Linked DNA regions of Mus musculus: region 2 is linked to region 1. The links are chromatin loops, found by intact Hi-C in ENCODE. Cell type or tissue: heart. All regions are shown on one strand.

Region 1 (8,000 bases):
CAAGGAACAAGTGTTCAACCCATGAGCATGCAGGAGATACTTCAGATTCAAACTGTAACCGTTGTGTCCTGGTTACATTTCAGTTGCTGTGAGACAAAAGCAAGTACAGGTTTATCCTGATTCAAGAGTACAGCCCATCATGGCAGGAAAGTCAGGGCAGCAGGCACTGGAGGCAGGCAAGCATATCACATCTCTAACCAGGAGACCAAGGGTGATGAATACCTTCACAGCTCAGCTTCCTTCCTCACAGAGCCCACCAGGGAAGGTCGCCATCTACAATGGGCAGGTCTTGCCACTTTAACACAAGATAAGCTTCGCACAGACATGCCCAGAGGCCCATCTTCCAGATGAGTCTAGATTCTATGAACTTGATAGTTAACATAGACCACCACAAGCCAAAAATGTAATCATTGATAGTCATAGGAACATGAGTGTCAGACTAAGACAGGGCAGTCTGAATCTCCAGGACAACTGCTCAGCCAGAGCAGTGACTCTGCCAATTAAACCTCTTCTGTCCCTACAGATAGTCCAGGTGGCTTAGGCAAGGGTGGGCATTTGACACCTCTCCAGGCTGCCAGTGAGGTGAGATGCACAGGGTAGTGAGCTGTTGATCTTTGACATTGACTTTGACTCTGTACTGACTTTAAATATTCTGTGACCCCCTGGAAACAGGAGTGTCGCAGAGGATCCAAGTTAAAAACATGGTGGAGTGAGCTTCGTAAGGGTTAGAGTAGGGAATTGAACCAGCAGCAGGACAAACAGCAATGGGATTACTTTGTCTGTGTGACACGGCTTCCTCCAGACCTTTGTCTTCCAGAAATGGGCAAGCCTTCAGTTCCTGCTTTATATGCCAACAAACTGATTCTGCCTCATATAGGTGGGAGCCAGGTGCCTAGAGTATCCCAGAATAGCATGGCTACTTGAAATCCTCCTCTGCACCTGAACCATGGCAAGCAAAGTCCCCAGACCTCAACTTTTTTGGCCATCAAGGCCCCTTTGAGAAGTTAGACACGCACGCATGCATATTAAAAATATAATTTTTTGTTTTTTATTTATTTATTTTTTTTTTAGCAAAGGCAGCAATGGGTCTGGAAAGATGGCTTAGTGGTTAAAAGCAGTTGATGCTCCTGCAGACTGCCTGAGTTCAGTTCAAAGCACACAAATCAGGAAGCTCACAACTGCCTGTAACTCCAGCTCCAGGGGATCTGATACCTCTTCTGCCTTCATTGGGTCATATGTGTGCGCATGTACATAGAAAGAGCCATACACCAGGCACACATACACCCAAATTAAATGTGAATTAGACAATTATCAAAATGGTTAATTCCAAGCTGCTTCAGAGTTTAGGACAAAAACAGATTATATGGTACCAGATATCTTAAGAATTACCTAATTATTTGTGTTATGTATTCATTTATTAATTAGGAACTACAGTTATTCATTGTATCTTAATATATCCTGGCCCTTCGAAGTCTATTCTTTTTATTTTCCCGAGACAGGGTTTCTCTGTGTAGCCCTGGCTGTCCTGGAACTCACTCTGTAGAGTAGGCTGGCCTCGAACTCAGAAATCCACCTGCCTCTGCCTCCCAAGTGCTGGAATTAAAGGCATGAGCCACCATTGCCTGGCTTGAAGTCTATTCTCAAAGCAGAAGCCAGTTATTTTAAAATACAAGTCTGTTTGCCTAGAAGCCTATGAAGGAAGGCTTCTCAGCCAGAGAAAGCGCCAGACTGAGTGTGGTTTAAGAACACTTGCTGCTCACGGAGAGGACCTGACTTCAGTTCACAGCACCCATGTCATGTCAGGTGGACCACAGTCAGCTATAACTCCAGCTCCAACGAGTCTGACACTCTTTTGTTCACACACACACACACACACACACACACACACACACACCTGGATTTGGCTCAGTGACCCCATATGGGTTGGCCCTCATTAAGCCCCCAGTCTCTTCCCCTTCAGCTCCCTCTCCTGCAGACTCTGATTCCTCAGCACTTTAAGTTCATGTCTCACCAAGGGCATGTTCCCAGGGAGGCAGGACCCCTCACACATGACCATGGTCCTTACTCAACTGGCTATTTCCTTCAAAGGATTTTATGTATGTGATTATGGTATTGTGTACCCCTGATCATGTACATACACACACGAATAAAGATAATAGTGATTACAACAACAGTAAATCTTCTGCCTTGATGGAGGAATTTTTATGTTCCAGTAAGGGAAATTGTAATAAGCAAGAATATTAGAGAATGGCTTACACATCTGTGTTTCAAGGTGAAAACTTCCCTTGGTAGAACTGGATCTCACCTTCCACATGTGCATGTATCCCAGGAAGCAGGGCCTCTGGCTTGCTTGAGGCCAGTAAGCCCCTTTATCAGAGGAGTCACCTCACTGGTCCAATTTATGATTTTTTGTATTGGGTCAAGGAGCTGGAAACTGAGCCCAGTTAATCAAATGCTTGCCTAGCATGCATTAAGTCCTGGGATCCATCCACAGCACTGCATAAACTGGGCAAGATGCGATACCGTCTCTCAGTGCAACACCAGGCCTTATACAGTAAATAAAGGCAGGAGTATCAGAAGTTAGACGTCATCCTCAGATAAGAATGAGTTCAAGGACAGCCTAGGCTACATAAGGCCCCCTGTCAAAAAATAATATGTAAATAAATACATTTTTGTCTGACTTGCTTAATGCCAAGTACTTCGAATCATGCCTGGCTAATAGAAAAATCTTGATGGATATTTACTGGAGGACAGACGGAAGGAAGAGCCAGAATGCAAAACTGAAAAAAGAAAAGGGGTGGAGAAGGGAAAAAAAAAAAAAAAAACCCCGGATAGCAAAGGAATTCCTAAAATGAGGGTGGAGCTTGGCTTGGGTAGCTTGAAGTTTTACAGCAAATCTCAGAACAATACCAGCAGGACTCTTGCCTTCTACCAAGCGCCAAATTTTAGCTTATTTTGAACTATTTTCTTCATTTATTACTTCTGAGGCAGGGCCTAACTATGTTGCTCAGGCTGACCTCAAACCCACAGGCTCCTGCCTCAACCTGCTGGGTAGCAGGGACTGGAAGCATGTACCACTGCGGACTTCATTTCCATTTGCGCCCACCAAGGATCTTTGAAAGTCCACTTTATGTTCATTACACCAAAAAGCACTTTTCAGCACGTGCCATCGCAGGGACTACAAAGCCTCTGCTGGGGTCCCTGAGGAGGCTGAAGGCACGTGGCTCAGTCTTTCTCGTGCTTCATGACACCTTAGGCCCTCACCAAACCCCTCATTGCTCCTTTCTGGAGAGTTACAAGGTCCCCCAGCTCTGAGGCCATCAGGAACTAATTGAAACCTCTGTTCCAATTCAAAACTCTTCCAGAACAAATCTGATTTTCCCAGCCCAGATTATCAATTGTTTCCCACAGCTCACAGCAGCGTGAGGGAGGAAAATCATGACCAACAGTCCACTCCGTGAGCTTGGGAAGAGAGACAGTTCCCAGGGAAAGAGGCATGAGGAGGTCTGAATTGGCTAGTGCCAAAGCACCGCCCACTGGAATCTAACTGCATTAGCGTTCCGAACAATCTAATTGCATCTCCCAAGCAATTTCCTGTCTGGAAGAGGTTGCCGATTTCTTTGAAGCTAAAATAGGCACAGCCCTCACTTATAAAAATAATAAACAGCTTTCTGAGAAACTTCTGAAGAAAAAATTTCTACCACCTGGAAAAGCACTGGGAGAGGCTTCATCTCCCAGAGCAGGAGAGACCTACCCTGAAACGGAGCTGAGGCTCCTCTTGCAAAATTCCACACCAGGAGGGCAGATGCGAGAGCGTAGTTTTTGGTAGAAATAAGCCTTTTGGTAGAAAATGTAGCACAAAAGCAAACGTGCACAAATAAGAAGCTGAACGCATTTCCAAAATGAAACAAACCCCAGTATCAGCCTTAGAGACTCCTGCTCTCTCTCTAGGCTCCTGAAAGCGCCCAGTCTTCATCACAGAAAAGCTTTTCCTAAAATTCTTGTTGAAACCCTCCACTGTTTTTCCAATCCAGTTGGCCACTGTTTGTTTGTTTGGCAGGGGTACATGCCACCACACAAATATGGAGGCCAGAGGACAACTTGTGCGAGTGGGTTCCACTGAATGGGGACAGGAAGGAACTCGTGGTCCTGGTGGCAAGCACCTTTCCCAGCTATGCCGTCTTATCTGTCCATAGCTTTGAGTTTGTTTGTTTTTTGTTTTGTTTTCGTTTGTTTGTTTAAAGAATTTTGTTTAAGTGCACTTGATGTGGGAAAAGATATATAATTTGATATATTTTGGCACATGTACACATGAAACCATTACCACAGTCAAGATAGGGAACATGGCAGGTGTGGTAATACATGAGTAATCCCAGCAATGGGGAAATGGAGACAGGAGGATTGTCAAGGCTAGCCTAGGTCATGTTGTGAGCCTCTGTCTCAGATAAAGGTAGTGAGCATACGTATCACCCCCAACCCAAGCAACTACTGATGGTACCTCTGTCAGAAACTCGTTAAGAGATACTGTGTGGCACATCTTTATCTTTTTTAAAAAAGAGATTTATTTGTTTATTTATTTATTTATTTATTTATTTATTTATTTATTTATTTATTTAATGAGTACACTAGCTGTACAGATGGTTGTGAGCCATCATGTGATTGTTGGGAATTGAACTCAGGACCTCTGCTCACTCCGCCCTGCTCACTCCGGCCCCATGATTTATTTATTTGTTATATGTAAGTACACTGTAGCTGTCTTCAGACACACCAGAAGAGGTCCCCAGGTCTCGTTACAGATGTATGTGAGCCATCCTGTGGTTGCTGGGATTTGAACTCAGGACCTTTGGAAGAGCAGTCAGTGCTCTTACCGGCTGAGCCATCTCTCCAGCCCCTGGTATGTCTTTACCTTTGTCTGGCTTCTTCATTAAGTGTAAAGGTTTGAAGAATCACTGATGTCTTTCTGTATATCTCTAGGTTATTCTGTTTCATTATTGAGCAGAGTCTGTTCTGTAAATGCACCAAAGAAACAACTTACCTACCTTCTCTTTCCTCTCTAGCTTATCATCCTTCTCTTTTTGAGACAAGGTCTTGTGTAGCCCAGACTGGCTTCTTGCTATATAGCTAAGGAAGACCTTGAACTTGGGTTCTCCTTTCTGAGTGGGTTCCTACCACATGTCCACCTCTGTATTTATTGCTGTGTACCAGAGCCAGGACTTAATGCATGTGAGACAAACACTCCATTAACTGAGGTAGCTTCCTCAAACCCGCGAGCCTTACTTCTTAACCTGTTGGTAGATATTTAGACTGTTTCCTTCTGGAAGCTTCTTAAGGCCAAAAGCCACAAGGCTAGCAAGACTTCTCAGCACTGCCACTTGAGTTTGATTCCTATGACCCACAAGAAGACAGAGAGAAGCAACATCTGCAAGTTATCTTTCAGACTGCACATAGCATGGCATGTGTGTATGTGCTCATGTGCACACACAGACACAGGCATGGCATGGCATGGCATGTATGTAAATGCTTGTATGCACACTCACACTAAATAAATGTTTATATATAGTATATGTTATATTATATATTAATATGTGATATATTATATATCATATACCATATAATAGGATATATTATATACAATATACTTTTTTAGATTTTAAAAAGTTTAAAAGATTTTTAAAGATGAAGACAACAGAACTTTATGTACAAGTCTCTGTGTAAGCTTAGCTCTGGTGGATAGTTGGGAGAGGGATGACCAGGCCATATGTTTGTAACTTTATTAGAAACTGACAAAACACTTTCCATTCCACATTTCCACAAATAGTGTACAAGAGTTGTTCAGTCTTCTCATGAGCACTTACCATGGTCAGTCTTTCCAGACATTCTAATACGTGCACAATAACATCTCATTTGACTTTAGATTGAATCTTCCTAGTGACCAGAGGTTTGGGGTATACCTTTTAATGTGTTTGTAGTCTAGTTTTGGTGATCTGTACAAATCTTACCCATTTGAATTGGGTTGTGTTCCTGTTATTGAGTTCTTATTCTGGGCACCATCTTTTTATTAGGTGAATTTGTAGATTTATTTTTAGTTTGTGGTTTAACTTTTCCATTCCCTCAACAGTTTGATGGAAGACAAAGATTCTTGATTTTTAGACATATCAATTCCTCTTTCTCTGTCTCTCTCTGTGTCTGTCTGTCTGTCTGTCTGTCTGTCTGTCTGTCTCTGTGTGTGTGAGAGACAGACAGACAGACAGACAGACAGACAGACAGAGACAGAGACAGAGACAGAGACAGAGAGAGGACTTCTAATACAGAATATCTTTGCCTCATTGCACATGGTAGAGATTTAAATTTGCATCTTCCTCTCAAAGGTTGGTTTTTGAACTGAGTTTTATACTTAGATCTGTGATAGACTGAGAGCACACTCGTGCATGTGCTTCAAGGCATGGATCGAAGTTTGCACTGTATGGCTAATTGTTTCAGGATCAATCCTTGAAAAGATCTTCAATTCTTCCCTTTGAATTGGCTATAAGCTTTTGTCAAAATCAATGAGCCTATCTGTGTGAGTCTGTTTCTTGACTCTATTCTGTTTCAGCAGTCTGTCTGCCCCCATGTCAGCAGTCTGTCTGTCCTCATGTCAGCAGGACATGTCATCAGTGCTGTAGCATTCTACGCATCAGTGCCATCAGGGACATGACACGCACAGCTTCCTGCAGCAGTCGTAAGAGTTCTTTCTAGAGATCCAGGTGAAGCTGAATCAAAACGGAGTTGAGGAATGAGCAAGATGAAACAGGACTGTGGCTTATCAAAAGGGACAGAAACCCTGTGTGAGACGATGACAGGGAGGGAGGCCTTCAGGGAGAGAATAGGGAGGGAGCAGTATGAGTGTAAACTGCTCAAAGGAAAGTCACACACACTTTGTATTTTCAATAACCATAGATAGGATTTTAAAATTATCTAGTTTTTAAAATGTGTTATTTTGTTAGTTTTATACATGTGTGTATGTATGTGTGTGTGCTTATGTGTAGGGGGTGGTGGGTGTATGTGTGTATGTATATTTGTGTATGTATATGTGTGCACTTATGTGTGTGTGCTTATGTGGGGGGGGCGGTGGGTATATGTGTGTATGTATATGTATGTGCTTATGTGTATGTGTGGGGCGGTGGGTGTATGTGTGTATGCATATGTGTGTGCTTATGTGGGGGGCTGTGGGTGTATGTGTGTATGTATATGTGTGTGTATGTGGGGGGGCAGTGGGTATATGTATATATGTATATGTGTGTGCTTATGTGTGTGTATGGGTGGTGGGTGTATGTGTGTATGTTTATATGTGTGTGTGCGGGGCGGTGGGTATATGTGTGTGTGTATAAGTGTATGCTTATGTGTGTTTATGGGGGGGGTGCAGTGGGTGTATGTGTGTATGCACTACAAAGGTTAGAGAACAACACCAGGCATCATTTCTTACCTTCCACATAATTTGAGGCAGGGTCTCTCTTTGTCTGTCACTGTGATAGGTACTACAGTTAGGTGGCAATGTAAACTTTCAGCGCATTCTCCTGTCTGTACCTGCCATCTTGTAGAAGTTTCCAACACATGCCAGCTAATTTTTTTTCTCTTCTGGCTTTTACGTGAGTTCTAGGGTTCTGAATTCAAGTCATCAGGCTTGAGTAGAGAGCCCCTTCACCCACTTAGCCCTCTCCCAGCCCTGAAATGATTATCTTTTTTAAAAAAAGATTTATTCATTCTATGTATGTGAGTACATTATGGTTCTCCTCGGACACACCAGAGAAGGAGGGCATCAGATCCTATTACAGATGGTTGTGAGCCATGTGGTTGCTGAGAATTGAATTCAGGACCTCTTGAGGAAGAGCCATAACTCTTAAGCGCTGAGTCATCTCTCCAGCCCTGAAATTATTATCTTAAAGGATTGTTAAGAAGTTTAAATAAGAACACCCCGTGGTTCCTGGGGCACACCAGACAGAATTACAAATGTGGTTCCTGGG
Region 2 (8,000 bases), 87 kb before region 1:
CTTCCTGCCTTCTTTCCTGCCTTCTTGCCTGCCTGCCTTCCTGCCTTCCTTCCTGCCTTCCTGCCTTCTTGCCTGCCTGCCTTCTTGCCTGCCTGCCTTCTTGCCTGCCTGCCTGCCTTCCTGCCTGCCTGCCTTCCTGCCTGCCTTCCTTCCTCCCTGCCTGCCTTCCTGCCTCCCTGCCTTCCTTCCTGCCTTCCTGCCTTCCTCAGTGTAGTATTGCTTTCTTGGTGCTAGGCTGTGAGATGTCAAGCAGAGGGAGCTGTGTGAGGCAGACTGTGCGTGTGGCTGACTGCAGCTTGGTGTGCGCGCTGTATAACAGCGCAGGGGATGTGAGCTGAGTGTGTGTGGAAAGCGAGCATGCTCTTTATGGCCTTTCCTATAACTATTCACACTCTTGCATAAAGGAGGAGAAAACGACTTTAAGCCTTTTACTTGATTGAATTAACATGTTTATAAGCTACCAAGATCTCAAACATAAATACCATTAATCTTGGCTGTGTAAAAATATACCCTCTTGCAGACTCCATGAAGAAGAAAAGATCTTGCGAGTTCAGTCCTCACATAAGCCTTCGGAAGGTCTGGACTGTGCTGAAACTTGTTTACAAGAGGTGACCAGTAAGGTAGCAGTGCCCACAGAGTCTCCTGGTACAGGTGACAGTGAGAAGACTCTAATAGAGAAAATGTTTGGAGGGAAGCTACGGACTCACATCTGCTGCCTAAACTGTGGGAGTACCTCACACAAAGTTGAAGCCTTCACAGATCTTTCGCTAGCCTTTTGTCCTAGCCCTTCTGTGGAAGACCTGTCTTTCCAAGATACAGCTTCGTTACCCAGTGCTCAAGATGATGGGCTAATGCAAACCAGTGTCGCTGACCCAGAAGAAGAGCCAGTAGTTTATAATCCAGCAACAGCTGCCTTTGTCTGCGACTCAGTTGTGAATCAAAGAGTATTAGGCAGTCCTCCTGTTGAGTTTCACTGTGCTGAAAGCTCTTCTGTCCCTGAAGAATCTGCAAAGATTCTCATCAGTAAAGATGTACCTCAGAACCCAGGAGGTGAAAGCACAACTTCAGTGACTGACTTACTAAACTACTTTCTGGCTCCAGAGGTTCTTACTGGGGAGAACCAATACTACTGTGAAAGCTGTGCCTCTCTACAGAACGCAGAGAAAACTATGCAAATCACGGAGGAGCCTGAGTATCTTATCCTTACGCTCCTGAGATTCTCCTACGATCAGAAGTACCATGTGAGAAGAAAAATTTTAGACAATGTGTCACTGCCTCTGGTTTTGGAGTTGCCAGTTAAAAGAACTGCTTCCTTCTCTTCCTTGTCCCAGAGTTGGTCTGTAGATGTTGACTTCACTGATATTAATGAGAACCTACCTAAAAAATTAAAACCTTCTGGGACTGAAGAAGCTTTCTGCCCCAAATTAGTGCCCTACCTATTAAGTTCTGTTGTTGTGCACTCTGGTGTGTCCTCTGAGAGTGGCCATTACTACTCTTATGCCAGAAACATCACAGGTACAGAGTCTTCATACCAGATGTGCCCCCAGTCTGAAAGTCTGGCATTAGCACCCTCCCAGAGTTGTTTACTAGGGGTAGAAAGCCCCAATACAGTCATTGAACAGGACTTGGAAAATAAGGAAATGTCACAAGAGTGGTTTTTATTTAATGACAGCAGGGTGACATTTACTTCATTTCAGTCAGTTCAGAAAATCACAAGTAGGTTTCCAAAAGACACAGCTTATGTGCTTTTGTACAAAAAACAAAGCAGAGCTAATGGCATAGACAGTGACAATCCAGCCAGTGGTGTCTGGGCCAATGGAGATCCACCCCTACAGAAAGAGCTGATGGATGCCATAACAAAGGACAACAAGCTGTATTTGCAGGTGAGTTGCAAGCATAGATAGCATTTCTGAACAGTACTGAGTAACAGACTTAATCCAATGGTCTAACTTTAAAGTTGACACATTTTCCAAGGATACTGAAGCCTAAGATTGGATGTATGTATTTCCACTCGTCATACATATAGTATGAAATATTGCCGGTTATCTGCAATATATAAGACTTTATTTTTAATTGCAAAGCTGTGCCTCAGTTGTTTATAACTGCAAATGATGTCATGTTAGTTACAAAGTATTATCAAATCATGCCATATAGAAACAGAAACTTGATGCAATGTTCTGTTTCCTCCTGCCCCTCAGTTCCTCCTACCCGCAAAAGAGGGGTTTTTTGTTTTTTGTTTGTTTGGAGTTTTTTTCCGTTTTTATTGTGGGGTGTGGTACAGCCATGGAGGTCAGAGGCAACTGTACAGTCAGTTCTTTCCATCCACCTCCATGGGTTCTATTGAACACAGACCCTTAGGCCTGCACAGCAAACAGGCTGAACTTTAACTCCTGCAGGCTCTTTTTGTCCATATTTTAAGGAAAATGTATTAACATTCAGATGAATCAGATAAAGAATTTAATGAAAATGTGAAGGATGTTTGTGTTCTTCAAAGATTTACCACAGAGCCAAGGAATAAAGAACATTTACTGAGGAAAAGCTATGGAGCAAAAGTTTCATGAGAGGGCTTTGTCAAGAGTATGTCCTTTTCAAGAAACTACTTCCTTTGATGTTAATTGGTCCTCAAATTTGTTTGGTTTTGTGTATATGTATGAGAGAGAGAGAGAGAAATTTCTCAACTTTCTATCAACAAAAAGAGCCACCAGAAGCTAGGTGTGATGGGGCATGCCAGCAAGTCAAACAGGAAGGGACTGGAGGCAGGAAGATTGATTGCCAGTTGGAGGCTGGCATGTGACACCTAAGGAGACCTTGTCCACAAAACAGAAAAGGAACCACAGTAACTTATAAATGAAATTACAGGGCTATTCAAAGGCTTTCAAATGTACTGAATTACAAACTATCTAAAGGATGATACATGATACATTTTAAAAGGGGTATGGCAGTGTTCTAGTGTTACAAAAATTAACTTAGCAAAATAATTAGAATATTAGAACTAGACTGACTTACCATTAACACTTATGCAGATGGCTTAATATCCAGGTAAAAGAAATAGAATGTATCGGGTCATCTCTTCCTTGCCTGTGTCACTCAGCCTTACAGATCACAGTATTTGAAGGTTGGAGGTTGTGAGAAGAACAGAGCACTAAGACAAAATAGGAAGATGTATAAAAAAAATGTAGTATACTACAAGGCCCGGTATGCCCTTCCTTCTGAAGAAAACAGATTATCAATGTTACAATGTTTATCAGATGAGAAGCTGGCTGGTTTCCACAATTGAGCTGGCAGGCACATTATATAACCACAGCTACTCCTCCTTGGATACAGTCCAAGTCCACAGATTGCTCTGGCTTACCCATCTCTTCGAGCCATGTGGCATTTGACCATGAGCAGCCATTCTTCTCATTGTTGATTTAGGGCCAGTTTTGCACCCTACCTTGTGATTCTGCCGTTATTTATTCACAGATGCGCTTTGTAAAACTGAATAATGATTTTAATTATACATTTTTTTGAATGAGTATGTGTGTGCATACATGTTGTTCACATGTAGAAGAAAGAGAAGTTTGTGGGAGTCAGTTCTTCTACCATGTGGGCTCCAAATGTGGAACTCATCATTAGGCCATCTCAGCTTCCCAGTAACTAATGATGTTCTAAAATAAGAGCATTAGTCTTTATTAAGCATCTGACATGTACTTGACACATAGGCAAACATCATTGATTTCCTGGGAAACTTTCAAATAAACTAGTGGGGAGAGTTCTGTACAGAGATAGGCCTCACTTACTTACTGCTGTTCCTCCAAATCTGCCTGACTCTCTAACCTCAGGAAGCAGTAGAGGGGAACTTCAGGCATCATTTCCAACCTGTCATACTCACACACTAATAAAATGGGTTGAAGAATTCCATTCCTTTTGTACTAGATGTTTCACAGGAGTTGACCCTCCTCTGTTGTAAAGTATTTATTTGTTACTACAGTTACGTGAGGAATTTGTCCTCTCTGCCTCCAAAGGTAACTATGTACTTTAGTGGGAGATAGCAAAGATAGATGTCAGTTTTTATTTTATTTTATTTTATTTTATTTTGTTTAGTTTTTTTCAAACAGGGTTTCTCTGTGTAGCCCCAGATGTCCTAGAAATCTCTGTTGATGAGGCTGTCCTCAAAGATCACCTGTCTCTTCCTCCTGAGTACTGGGATTAAAGACATGTGCATGTCTTGGTGTCAGAGTTTTGAAATGAAGTATGCTTGCTTGGTAGAGACTAACACAGTTTGAGAAGGTGTGTGTGCGCGCCATACTCATCCATTCTACTTAGCAAATTAATTTTATAAACATTACTTTGAATTTTAGGAACAAGAATTGAATGCTCGAGCCCGGGCCCTGCAAGCTGCATCTGCTTCCTGTTCGTTCCGACCCAATGGATTTGATGACAATGACCCACCAGGAAGCTGTGGGCCAACTGGTGGGGGCGGTGGAGGAGGCTTCAATACAGTTGGCAGACTCGTATTTTGACCCTGAGAGAACTGAAAATGTATCTGGTCACAAAACATCCAATACTGTGGCTGTTAAAATGTCAGGCTGTAACCTATAGCATATCTATCTTTTATTTTTCTTTTCATTAGACCCGAATACTTTAAGAAAATATACTCAGTGGTTGTTTTTATTTTCTTGACAAAAATTCATCATGGAAAAAAAAAATCTACCTCTTAAACTCATTTGCAGTTACAGTTAGACATGTTTGGCCACAAGTATTTAGAGGAAAAGGCATACCTGCTCCCTAATTAAGCTGCATTAAATTTGGTAGAAGGATTTAAATGGTGTATTTTCAGTTGTACTGAACAAAATAATTCACTTATCATTCTTTGTACAAAAATTGATGCTAGATATATCTTAAGAAAAATGAAATTCTTATTTCTGGTATAATTACCCCAATATTAAATTCAAGTCTTTGAAAATAGTAGAGATGGTGAGTCTCTGGAGGCGATAGCACCTTCCACCCCAGCTGCCAGTCTCTGGGCTGCTGTCTCCGCTGTCCTCGGCGTTGCACTCCAGATTCAGGAACAAGTGTCATTTACACACGTGGCAAGTGAATTCACACAAGGTGCATGACGCCAGAGGGCAGGGGTTTTAACTGAACTTTGTAGGATTTCCAGTTGTCCAAGGACTTTAAAATCCTGTTTCAGGGAGTGTATCTCCTATGTGTTTTAAAGGAGGTGAGTCTCTGAATGTGCCTTGCAGTACTGTAATTCAAAAATAGGTTCTCTTTGGCTGCGGCGGAAAGTTTTCTAAAACAAAGCGTTAGGAAGGAATTTTGTGCTAACATTAAAATTATAATTTTTTAAGGTATTAGATATTTCAGAAGTAAGATCTGGTGGTTCTAAACTAGTAAGTGTAATGGTAAATTTCTAACTCTTAGAAAAATTCGGAGGAAATGAAGCTAGTTTAAGTAAAAAATCTTTAATTGATTTGTTACTTAATCTTCACATTAAACATTGATAACATTTTTAGAGTTGTATATTTGGATTTTTTTCCTTTGAGACACATGCCTTACACATAAAATATAATCTGCTTCATGAAATATTAAAATGCCACACCTCACTTCCCTACTGTCCTGTTTTGGTTTTCCTTTTTGATCCTGGGGTGTTTGCTATTTAGGTGGGTGTTTAGGTGTTTAGGTGGGTGTTTTTTGCACGCGCGCACGTACATATGTGTGTGTTGTAGCAGGAAATTGGAAACATGTCAGTCCTCCTGGGACTTGACTATATAGTACTCAAGCATTGTCCCAAAGATCCGTCTTCCTGGCCATTTTAGCACATCCATGCCCATGTATTGTTCTGAAGATCAGTCACATTTATTATGAAAACACTTTAAGGAAATAATGGTCTTTGGTGGCTTAAGGTTTATCTTTTTCCCAAGCATTTGTGGCAGTAATTAAAAACAGCTCCTCATCTTCGTCCTGCTGCCCCCAGCCCTGACCTGTCTCCAGTTACCAGGAGGATTCAGAAAGTAGGCCGTTCAGAGCTGGGAATACTTCACTGATGAATGCCAGTTGCTCTTCCTGTGAGTGGGTGAGCCTGTGGGCCTCCGCCAGTCTTGAGGGTGCTTTCCTGAGTTACCCTGTGTTCAGTTAACGACAGGCAGAATGGTAACCAAATTGAGTCAGTCTTAGCATTTGCTGAAATTGATAATTCAATCAGCACTTGGTGCTTCTAGAGCATCCACAAAGGCAGTAAGCCTCCAGCTATACCTGGGACTCTCAAATATTTCAAGGGCTTTATGTGTCAATCAGTATTGAATTGCATATGAGAAAGTTTAAATTTTAATGATAATGCTAGGATTGTTCAAATTTTCATTGGCTAACCAATACCAAAGTTGAGGGCTTTCTTTTAAGATCAGAAATGTAGTACACTAATGGCTTGCTGAGTTTGCTATGTTTGGCACTGGAGGGAGCCCCATTGAGAAGTCCACCCAGCTGAACTGCTCTGCCCTCATATCTGGTACTTACTGCTGCCTTATTTACACTAACACAAGGCGTCCTCTTCTCCTGTGCCACCATGTTTGTCCCATGCTTCTTACAACTCTTGCTAACGTTTCATGTTAAGGGTAACCAGAGGACCATTGTTATTTTGTTGAAGACAATCAGCTCAAATGAAATTGCCCATTACTGCTAAAGAGAACAGGCTTCACTAGAAACCAAAAGGTAAAACTGCACATGTCGGTCTGTGCCTCTAAAAGATGTCTCTTGGTACATTGCAAAAAGTTAGATATTTTCCCCTAATGATAATAATATGCAAGGAAGAAAAAAATATATATAGGGCTGGCAAGTCTATCTAATATGTCCACTAGTGGGTGGAATAATGTCTGACTCCTAACATTTACATAGCCACTTGGAGGAATGGTCCCGGCTCACTCATCAAGCATCAAGCTCATTTGAATAGCCAAAAACTATGACTTCAGATGTCATTAGAATCACTGGGTAGAGACACAATACTCACTCATTGTGTCTTAGAAGTACTGAGATCCTTCTGACAGTTTCAAGCAGCTCATTAAATCACACCTGAGAAGAAAAAAAATGATTCTTAAATCTGTAATGTGGAGAACCAATGAGATAAGTCTGTGTAAAGAGTGCCTGATGTGAGTGAGACTTGAGGACCTGACGTCAGTCCTCAGGAGCCACATGGTGGAGAGAGCGCCAGCTTCTACAAGCCGTGTGCTGGGCTCCACACACCACATGCATTCACACAGCAGGAGGGAAAGTGTGGTTTTCTCTGCTCATTTAACTGTTCTTTTATTCTTGCGCGCGCTGCTCGACTGGCCAGGAAGAACGACGCTGCAACAGGATCCTTCTGCACACGTTTATTGGGAGAGCTTGATTGCAGAGGCGAAAAGACTTCGAGCCCAGAACTGGTGCTGCTTTTATAGGCCTAGGAGAGGCGTGTCTCATACCCGGATTGGTTATGCACTAAGCCTCATTTGCATGTTCCTCATCTGATTGGCTACTCTCTCTCAGTACCTCACAGAGCCTCATTATCATACCTCATTTGCATGTCTCACATCCGATTGGTTACTCTCTTAGTACCTTACAGAACCTCATTATCATGCATCATTTGCATGTCTCACATCTGATTGGTTATACTCTCAATACCTTACAGAACCTCATTATCATGCCTGGGCCAGGCAGTGTCTTTGCAAAAAACTTTACTGCATATGTACACATAGGTTGTTTGTCCAATCTTATGCATGGTGGCCAGCAGTAGTCAGTGCCACTCAGCAACGGTACATGTGGCTTCCCACATTTTATGATGGTGTTATCTACAGAAATATTTTCTTTTCACATACTAGCCCTTAAGTGCTGTCCTGCTATACATGAGGATTGGATGCTCTTTCTGTGCCCAGCACCATTTTAAAAAAAAAAAAAATGGTACAACTTGTCCAGTTACCTGAAGTCACCACTTCGCTACTTCTTTTGTTCAAGATGTATACGTTACATAGTATTGTCTATATACTCTA

Evidence for each region. Hi-C counts contacts between places; a loop is a spot of excess contacts. Peaks named below come from ENCODE experiments on the same cell type or tissue, not always from the same donor. Only the 100,000 strongest peaks of a DNase experiment are listed, where the experiment ranks them.
Region 2: it touches region 1 in a loop (7-fold over the local background); 11 of 42 quality-filtered maps call a loop at or near these places.

The regions. Positions count from the first base shown.
Region 1 is chr8:80,891,115-80,899,114 of GRCm38, reverse strand. No RefSeq gene overlaps it. Among named protein-coding and RNA genes, the nearest start is that of Gab1, 15 kb to the right of the region's middle. In heart, a CTCF peak has its summit at 3,536; a DNase peak (open chromatin) is centred at 3,474; H3K4me3 peaks cover 269 bases; H3K27ac peaks cover 542 bases.
Region 2 is chr8:80,978,321-80,986,320 of GRCm38, reverse strand. It overlaps Usp38 (ubiquitin specific peptidase 38), which reads left to right. Exons shown (of 10, transcript NM_027554.2): 9 at 521-1,883; 10 at 4,341-5,588. The coding sequence ends at 4,502. Gm31223 (predicted gene, 31223) reads right to left here. Exons shown (of 4, transcript NR_168642.1): 3 at 6,986-7,047; 4 at 5,818-6,107. Among named protein-coding and RNA genes, the nearest start is that of Usp38, 33 kb to the left of the region's middle. In heart, no CTCF peak of the experiment used is centred here; no DNase peak of the experiment used is centred here; H3K27ac peaks cover 292 bases.